3 separate regions of the Mus musculus genome follow, and regions 2 and 3 are each linked to region 1. The links are chromatin contacts, found by Hi-C or POLR2A ChIA-PET in ENCODE. All regions are on one chromosome and are shown on one strand. Each heading gives the region's core, a stretch centred on a gene start or an enhancer-like site at or near the end of the contact. The rest is flanking DNA. Distances are from core to core; before and after follow the strand shown.

The links. Hi-C counts contacts between places; a loop is a spot of excess contacts on that map. ChIA-PET counts read pairs that join two places held with the same protein, here RNA polymerase II (POLR2A).
Region 2: a map of CH12.LX shows a loop between it and region 1 (2.5-fold over the local background). The contact joins the enhancer-like site here to the promoter of Ubqln4 in region 1. A Hi-C loop is called at or near these places in 1 of 37 maps with a recorded cell type or tissue (CH12.LX). POLR2A ChIA-PET finds 5 or more read pairs at or near these places in 1 of 5 experiments (embryonic stem cell).
Region 3: POLR2A ChIA-PET joins it to region 1 with 13 read pairs in Patski. The contact joins the promoter of Khdc4 here to the promoter of Ubqln4 in region 1. POLR2A ChIA-PET finds 5 or more read pairs at or near these places in 2 of 5 experiments (Patski and embryonic stem cell).

The regions. Positions count from the first base shown.
Region 1 is chr3:88,552,278-88,555,138 of GRCm38, reverse strand. Ubqln4 (ubiquilin 4) reads right to left here and starts at 1,423. Exons shown (of 11, transcript NM_033526.2): 1 at 1,227-1,423. The coding sequence starts at 1,334. Lamtor2 (late endosomal/lysosomal adaptor, MAPK and MTOR activator 2) reads left to right here and starts at 2,188. Exons shown (of 4, transcript NM_031248.4): 1 at 2,188-2,343; 2 at 2,622-2,784. The coding sequence starts at 2,276.
Region 2 is chr3:88,756,936-88,759,796 of GRCm38, reverse strand. All of the region lies in intron 2 of Syt11 (synaptotagmin XI), which reads left to right. Among named protein-coding and RNA genes, the nearest start is that of Syt11, 14 kb to the left of the region's middle. Within about 2 kb of position 1,481, at least 1 of the 3 ENCODE cell types and tissues checked has a DNase peak (open chromatin) inside an H3K27ac peak, as active enhancers do.
Region 3 is chr3:88,684,362-88,687,222 of GRCm38, reverse strand. It overlaps Khdc4 (KH domain containing 4, pre-mRNA splicing factor), which reads right to left and starts at 1,436. Exons shown (of 14, transcript NM_028814.4): 1 at 1,336-1,436; 2 at 657-879. The coding sequence starts at 1,373.

The sequences.
Region 1 (2,861 bases), core at 174-2,673:
AGAGGCATGGGCAGCCCTCCCCATCCTAAATCCTTCAACTAGCCTTGGGCTCAGGCTGTCTCTCTTCAGCCTTCTCTCTGCTTTTCAGTCCCAGCTTCCTCATCACTATAACAGATAATCTAGAGTATTATTGAGATCTATTGAGGAATCTAGTGTGTTAGTTACCATCTCTACTTAATTAAATTAATTAAATTTAATTAATTAATTAATTAATTAAGAGACAGGGTCTCTGCATGTAGCTCTTGCTGTCCTGGAACTTTCTATGTAGACCTCGAACTCAGATAGATCCACCTGCTTCTACCTCCCCAGGGCTGGGAATTTAAAGATAAGGATCAGAGAAGAGGTAATGTATCCGGGGATATAGGAACTCAGGTCTGGACATCAATGTCTTCATCAGACACATTCTCAATAAGAGCTGTTTTATAATTCAGCTTTTCCCAGGGGACTTAAAATTCTCTAATGAGAGAGCAGCAGTGGTACCAACGGCTACACTGGGGCGAGTTAAATTTTCTAGATTCTATCAGCTCCTCCAAAACACAACACAACACAACACATATTCTAACTATAAACAGTGCACTTGCTAAGCAAAAGATCCCTCTCTTCCAACCAGATGGCCTATTCTAAGCCCCGCCTATGTGCAATTCTGGAGCAGCTTCAAGCAGTGGGGAACACAGGCAATACTCCCTCACTCATTCTATATTATTTTGTTGAGCACCTACTGCGCTCAGCAAATCCTGTAGAGCAGAAAACTGAACTACACAACCGTTTCGATTTGCGACAAGGAGGCTCTGTGGAGAGAGAGAGAGAGGGAGAGAGAGAGAGAGAGGGCACCACCACCACGCGACACTCCCGGGAGAGCATAGCCGCAGCTCGCTCGGGCCGCACGGTGCCTTAGCGCCTGGAACCTCTACCAGTGACCCTGGAGCACACTCTCCTCAAGCCTAGGCTCCAAATGGAGCCCGCAAGCAAGGTGTCCCTTCCTCAAGCTCCCCCACCACGCCCCCAGCCCGGGTAGCGCGGCCAAACCGGCCCCTACCCGCGCCACGCTCCCCGGACTAGCCCTGGCAGGGCGCCCCCTACCCGCTTCTCCCGCCTGTATGCCCCTGGATTCCGCCCCGGCCGGGGGCCCGTCCCCGGCGCCAGGCCGACCCCGAGGTCTCCCTCTCTGCTCTGACCCCCTCGGTGCGCTGCTCCCGCCCTCCTGTCTCCTCCCAGCCAGATACTACCTCCTTGACCGAGGCTTGATCGCAGATCACGATCTCCTCCTTGTCCTTGGGGGTCTTGACGGTGACCCGAATCTGGGGCCTCGTCTCAGCCCCACTCGGCTCCGCCATGCCGCCGCCCGGCCGCCCGCCAGCCCGTCCGGCTCCTCCTCCTCCTCCTCCCGGCCCGCCCGGCCCGGCCCGACTCCGGGGCCTCCAACTCCCCCTCCCGCCCCTCCCCAAGGCTCCGCCGCCCACTCCGGACAGCCGCAGCCACAGCGCCCCGGGCGGCCTGGGGGAGCACTGCAGCTGGGGCGGCCCAGGCCCGAGCAGGGTGCGCAGCTGGCCCGGGCCGGACAGCGCGGAGGGCGGGAGATTCAGGGCCGCCTGCGGCTCCCTCCTGTTCGGACAAAGGACTTTCGTTGTCGCCGTCTTATCTCCGTTCCCTGGGGTCACTTGGTTTTCTTGAGAGGCCTGGGTTCGTTCCTGGTTCAGGACGTCCTTAAGACCTCTGCGGATTCGAGCAGTCGTGGCCTCCGGGGAACCGCCCCGAGGGAGCCATTAAGGACGGTTTCAGAGACCTGGAGTTTGCCTACGTGGCTTCTCTGAGCCTTGGGAGTAAAAGAGCAAGACCCCACAGAATTGTGACTAGCGTACAATATTGCTTTAAAAAATGGTCAAGGATGTGCCTAACAGATAGATTTATTATTAGATTGCGATTGACCAGTAGGCACGAAGGCGTCCTTCGCGTGGAAGATGTTAAAAGTATTTCCACCGTTGCCACTGTCCTTGCGCTCCCGCTCTCCCCCCCCCCAACTCCACAACCACATGGTCCCACTGGAACGCTGAACTATGGTTCCCAGAATTCCTTGAGCGATCACATGAAACTACGATTCCCAGAGGCCCTCGCGCGGGGCGGGAATTGGGCCAGAGCCTCAGTAGATGGGCCCGGTGACTACAACTCCCAGGCGCCTCGTAGCTGGGCTCCTGGGCCACCGGAAGCGACTGAGGGAGAGCAAGAGGCTGCGACTGTAGGGGTGTGTTGGTGCAGGTCAGGGTTAAGAGACGCAGGCATGCTGCGTCCCAAGGCTTTGACGCAGGTGCTAAGCCAAGCCAACACTGGAGGAGTCCAGAGCACCCTGTGAGTGAACAAGAACCCAAGCAGCGAGCGCTGGAATGGGGCGGCGCGCGGCTGTCTGCAGTAGGGGTAGGGAAGAGCCCTACGCCGGGAGGTGGCTAATGTTGCAAGCTGCAGCTTCGGAAACCCTGCTTGAGGGCTTCCTCGGAAAGGGAAATGGACAGTTGATTAGCGTGTTCCTGGATTCTTGCTTCCTAAAAGCGCCAGTAGCTGGAATTGGGATAGGAACTCAGACCTTTCACTCTTCCTGAGTTTGTTGATATCCTTCCCATTCTTGCCAGGCTGCTGAATAATGAGGGATCGCTGCTGGCCTACTCCGGTTATGGGGACACAGATGCCCGGGTCACTGCGGCCATCGCCAGTAACATCTGGGCCGCGTATGATAGGAACGGGAACCAAGCGTTTAATGAAGACAGTCTCAAATTTATCCTGATGGACTGCATGGTATGGAGTAAAGTAGGCTGACTTCGAACTTGCAATGATTATCCTGCTTCTGCCACCTCAACCCTGAGATTGCAGGT
Region 2 (2,861 bases), core at 232-2,731, 200 kb before region 1:
TATTTTTTAATGTTGATCAAGAATCTGGTGGAACAGCCTGGCGTGGTGGGGCACGCCTTTAATCTCAGCACTCGGGAGGCAGAGGTTCTGAGTCCGAGGCCAGCCTGGTCTACAGAGTGAGTTCCAGGACAGCCAGGGCTACACAGAGAAACCCTGTCTCAAAAAAACCACACACACACAAAAAGAATCTGGTGGAACTGAAGATGACCTTGAACTCCTTGTTGTCCTCCCTGCATCCCATGCGCTAAATCCCATGGGGTTTAGGTGTGCACTAGCACACAGTGCCTGCAGTGCGAGAGTTAGACCCAGGACTCACATGTACGTGCAAGCATGCACGCTATCAATTGAGCTACATTTCCAGCACTTACTTTTATTGTTTTATTTCGTGACACATGGGGTCTTACTATGTAATTCTCAATGGCCTGGAGCTTAATACATAGACTGGGCTGGCCTAGAACTTACTATATAGCCTAGGCTGCCTTTTTTTTTTTTTAAGATATTTTCTTCATTTATATTTCAAATGCTATCCCCAAAGCCCCTTATACCCTCCCCCCACCCCCGCCCTGCTCCCCAACCCACCCACTCCCGCTTCCTGGCCCTGGCATTCCCCTGTACTGGGGCATATGATCTTCGCAAGACCAAGGGCCTCTCCTCCCATTGATTGCCGACTAGGCCATCTTCTGCTACATATGCAGCTAGAGACTCAACTCTGCCTAGGCTGCCTTTGAGTTTACAATAATCCTCCTGCTTTTGCTGACTGAGTACTGGAATCCTGTACTAGCCAATTCTGACTTTGAGAACTGGGCATCATGGCAGAGGCTTGAAATCCCAGCTCTTGGTCGGTGAGATGAGGAGGCTTAGGAGTTCAAGGTCATCCTCAGCTCTCGGAAGCTGAATGTCAACCGAGGCTGCAGGAAACTGTCTCAGAAACACACACGCACACACACTCACACAAGGGCTGTGGATGTGGCTGAGTTGGTAGAGTGCTTGCCTATGAGGTACAGAACCTTAGGACAGATCCCTGGTCCCACATGAAATGAAAGTGGAGGGTGGTACCTACAACCCCAGTACTTAGGAGGTAGAAGCAAGAGATTCAGAGATTCAAAGTCAGCCTTCCCTACAAGTTCAAGAACAGCCTAAAATACTTGACATCCTAGCTCAAAAGGTAAAAAGGACATAACAGGAAGGGACAGTGGAGACGACAGAAGGGAAAGTCCCCTCCTCTGCCTTCTCCTGCCTACTTTTCCTCAGTCTCTGCTCCTCGCTTTCCAGTTTCCTGGCTTCCATTTACAGGGCTCGAGTGCTCAGCCTTGTCTGTCCTGGAAGGAGGGCTGTTTCCAACAGCACCCACCACTCTTCCAGGCCACTCGTGTGCTCACAGTCCAGTACTGTGGGGGAGGGGTGGCTCTGTGCCGAGAGCTGCAGCTGGGAAAAGACTGGCCAAAAAGGAACTGATTCAGGCTGGAGACAAAGCAGCCTCAAATCCAGGGCACTGGGCAGAGAGCACAGACAATGGCATTTGCTAAACTGCCAGGAGTTCTTGGGGAGAGCCAAGTTTCTTCCCACTTTATTAACTCCTTTCATGAGGATGAAGCCAGGGCTAGGATCCTGAGCAATACATCGAAGTAGGAGAGGCCCCAACAGGACAGCAGAGCTTGCCAGACTCCCACACTTCCTGAGCCCTTATCTCTGAGCAGCACCCGGGAGTCTGTCCTTTATTCATCCCCAGGATCCCCAGCCAAAGAGCCCAAATGCCGCCTCCAAATCCTCCTCAGGACAAAGTGTGGGCTTCAGCCAGAACTACTCCAGACATTTCACTCTCCAGCTCATCTTTAAAAGGCATCGTTTTTTCTAAAGAGGGGCCTGGGGGATGAGCTGGGGATCTAACTCTGGGTCTAACACACACTGAGCTACATCCCCAGCCCAGGACATCCTCTTATAGCTTGTAACTGCAACCAAACCCTCCTTCTAAGGTTCCTGTGTAGGAAGGCTGAGAATATGGCTTAGTAGGTACAGTGCTTGTCCAACATGTACAAAGGTGTGAGGCACACCAGCCCCTAGGGGAAAATTTTATTGAGACAGGATCTCACTGTGTAGATCTAGATATCTCCAGCTATGTAGACCAGGCCTCTATCTGCAAAGTGCTGGGATTAAAGGTATGTGCCTCAATGCCTGGACTATGGAATTGATTTTTTGTTGTTGTTGTTGTTGTTGTTTTGGTTTTTGGGTTTTTGTTTGTTTGTTTTTTGAGACAGGGTTTCTCTGTGTAGCCCTGGCTGTCCTGGAACTCACTTTGTAGACCAGGCTGGCCTCAAACTCAGAAATCTGCCTGCCTCTGCCTCCCAAGTACTGGGATTAAAGGTGTGTGCCACCACTGCCCGGAATTGATTGTTTTTTAATTTATTTTTGTTTTATGTGTATGGGTATTTTGCCTGCATTATGCTTGTGGACCAAATACCTATAGGGGCCAAAGAAGGGCATTGGATCCTCTGGAACTGAAGATACAGACAGTTGTGAGTGGCCATGCGGATGCTAGAAATCAAGCCCAGGTTGTCTAGAAGAGCAGCCAGTGCTCTAACTGCTGAGCTCACTCCAGCCCTTGAAAATAAATTTTTAAGCAACTGCTTTGTTTCCTTATATTGTATTTAATAATCATAAGTGAACTCTCATTCTCATCCTAAGCCTGGAACAGGAGGTACAGGCAGAGAGCTGGGAGAAGCCGACTGGCAGAGGGGACGACAGAATCATGAGATGGCCTCAGTGTTCCTTGGGTCGAGTTGCTTACCTGGGGCAGTGTCATGGGAATGAGAGGATCCTTAAAATCTCAGATTTGCATGTGACGTCTGGATCATCCAGTCTAG
Region 3 (2,861 bases), core at 187-2,686, 130 kb before region 1:
TGACCTTAGTTCAATCCCTCACATTGCCAAGCCCCAAATCCTATGACACTTGAGAGACATACATACAAATGAGTATTTTTAAAACACTGACTTGATATACCAGAACTTCATGGATCAAAAACATATTGCCTCAAATATCCATAAAAAAAAACTGAGTTTAAGTTTCTAAGCACAAAAACTAGTCCATAAAAGTAACAAGACCAGCCAGGTGGTGGCTGCGCATGTCCTTATCCTACGTAGATGGCAGAGACGGATATCTCCCCATTAGTTCGAGGCTAAACCACGGTTCCAGGACAGCCAAGACTACGTGGACTTGTCTCGAAAAACAAAACAAGGGAACTACATCAATTAAAACTGCCTGACTTCAGGATGCAATGATGGGGCACAGCACTTGGGGGGTCAGAGGCAAGAGGCATCTCTGCAAGCAGGCCAGCCTGGTCTAAATATACAGAGTCTCTGCCTGAAACAAAAAAACCAAAGCCCATTCATTGCCTTGCAGGAACAATTTAACAAGGTATCATCTAAATACTCCCAAACGTGATCTTCACTCTAACCGGTTTCATCTTCATTAACCCCAATGACCAAGCAACTGAAAGGTGAAGAAAGGGGAGGAAAAAGAAAATCCCGAAGCGCAGAGCGTCTAGCGCTCGCAATACCTTCTCGGCCGCATTCTGAGATGGTTTCAGCTTCCCTTTGGCCATGAGCATAGCATTGATCTTGGCAGCCACGGCAGCGGCGGCATCCAAGGCTCCTGAAGGAGCGGCGGCGGTGGTGGCGCCCCCGGGGCTCGCCCCGCTGCCAGCGACTTCTCCACCTGGGGCCGTTGGCGGCAGGAAGAGAAGCGGAGCTGGCGCTGGCTGATCCCATTTGCTGCGGCGCCTACAGGTAGGAAAAGGGAAATCCTGAGGCCCACGGCCTTCCTTTGTGTAGTCTCCCCCTTCGTACACTCCATCCCGCGTCGCCTGCCATGGTCCCGAGACGTGCCCGAGATTCCTATCTAAAGCTCAGTCCCACTCCCCTTATTCCGATCCCCTTACGAAACATTTCCTTTCCAGTCACTTCCATCCGGAGACTCGGCTCGGCCGGGAACGCTCTGCGTTCGCCTTCTCCTTGGCTCGTCCTTCTAAAAGGCTCCGAGTTCCCTCCCTTCCCTCTCGCACCGCGGCCGGCCTCTTTCCGGGCGCCCGAGGCCAGCTCAACATTCTCTCCAGAACCCCGGCCTCGGCATCCGGACGCGTCCTACTAGACGGCCCGTCCGGCCCACACGCAGCCTCGCCGGTCTCCCTGCCCCGGGCCCGTGCTCGCTGCCCCCAGCCTGGCCCGCGAAGCCCTTACCCGCCAGCGGCAGGATGTGTCGCGCTCCCTGCGGACATGGCGGCCTGCTCCAGTCAACCACCCGCCAACTACCCACCACCGCCCTCCCGCCACTTCCGCCCAACGCGCTGACGCACGGCCTTTTCCGGCCGTGAGGTAAGGCGGGTCCGGTGAGGACTCTTGATTCCGATTGGACCCTCGGTGATTTAAAGCGTCTGGCGTCTCAGTGACAGGAGTGCCTGCCTGTCGACTCTCCGGCTTGCTCTCTTGCCCTTAATAAAAATGGTTGTTGGGCCTGGTTTAAAAGCGAGTTGCGGGCTAGGAGAATCCATTTTTATTGTGGGCAAGCGAGTTGCCTGGAAGACAAGTCAGAAAATGAAGCCGACTTTCTCCGCGTTCTCTTTGCTCACGTGGAGTCCCAGCCTGTAGCGGAGGAGAACCCTGCCGGCGACTTCAGCGCACTTCTCGATTCAGCTTATGAAAAAAGGAAATGATTCTTTCCAAAGTCATTTGCACAACTTCCTTTTCTTTCTTTCTCTTTTTGTTTTGTTTTGGGTCCCCCACCCACCCACCCTTAGGGATAGGAAGCTCCAGTCAGCCCGCTGCATGGGGGGGGGGGGGCTGTTCTGGTGGCCATGAGCAAAAACATTGGTTTTGGCAAACTCGTAAGCACTTGGACAACTTGTTATAAAACAAGTAAAGTTGGAGAAAAACTGCTCAGCGAGGTGGAGCTTTTAAAAAAAACGAAGCCAGGGACTGAGAGATAGCCCTGCAGACGAAGGTGCTAGTAGACAAACAACGATGTAAGTTAGATCCCTGGAGCACACAAGGAAAGTTGCTCTCTGATCTAAGAACTGTCATAATGGAGATTAAAAATCAAAAGTTATGAAATCCCCTTCTCTGAGGGCTGTGTGTTTACACTTGACTGCCTCTTCAATATACTGAAAAGCTTTGAATTCTAAGGAGTTTTGGGTGAATCTGAAAAACAGATCCTTAACGTTTATGCAAGTATTCTTCCAACAGAAAGCAAACAAACCCAGAATGCTAGCTTATAGAAATACTTACATTCCGACATAATTCATAGAATAAAATTCACTTGGGGCTGGTGAGATGGCTCAGTGGGTAAGAGCACCCGACTGCTCTTCCGAAGGTCCAGAGTTCAAATCCCAGCAACCACATGGTGGCTCATAACCATCCGTAACAAGATCTGGCGCCCTCTTCTGGAGTGTCTGAAGACAGCTACAGTGTACTTACATATAATAATAAATAAATCTTTAAAAAAAAAAAAATTCACTTAAAAGCTAAATAATAGAGAGTTTGGGCACATAATAAATAAATATACATTTGTGGTAGGGATGAAGACACTGCTCTGTGGTGTCAACCACACTAGTGTGAGAGGTGCTCCCTTGATCTTTTAGGGCTAGACTCCAAAGAGTCTTTGGCTTTTTTGACTTGGGAAAGAATTGCAGGACGAACCAGTGTGGAGCAGAGTTAAGTCCAAAGTTCAGTTGCCAACACCACACAAAGTAAATAAGTCTTGAGGAAAC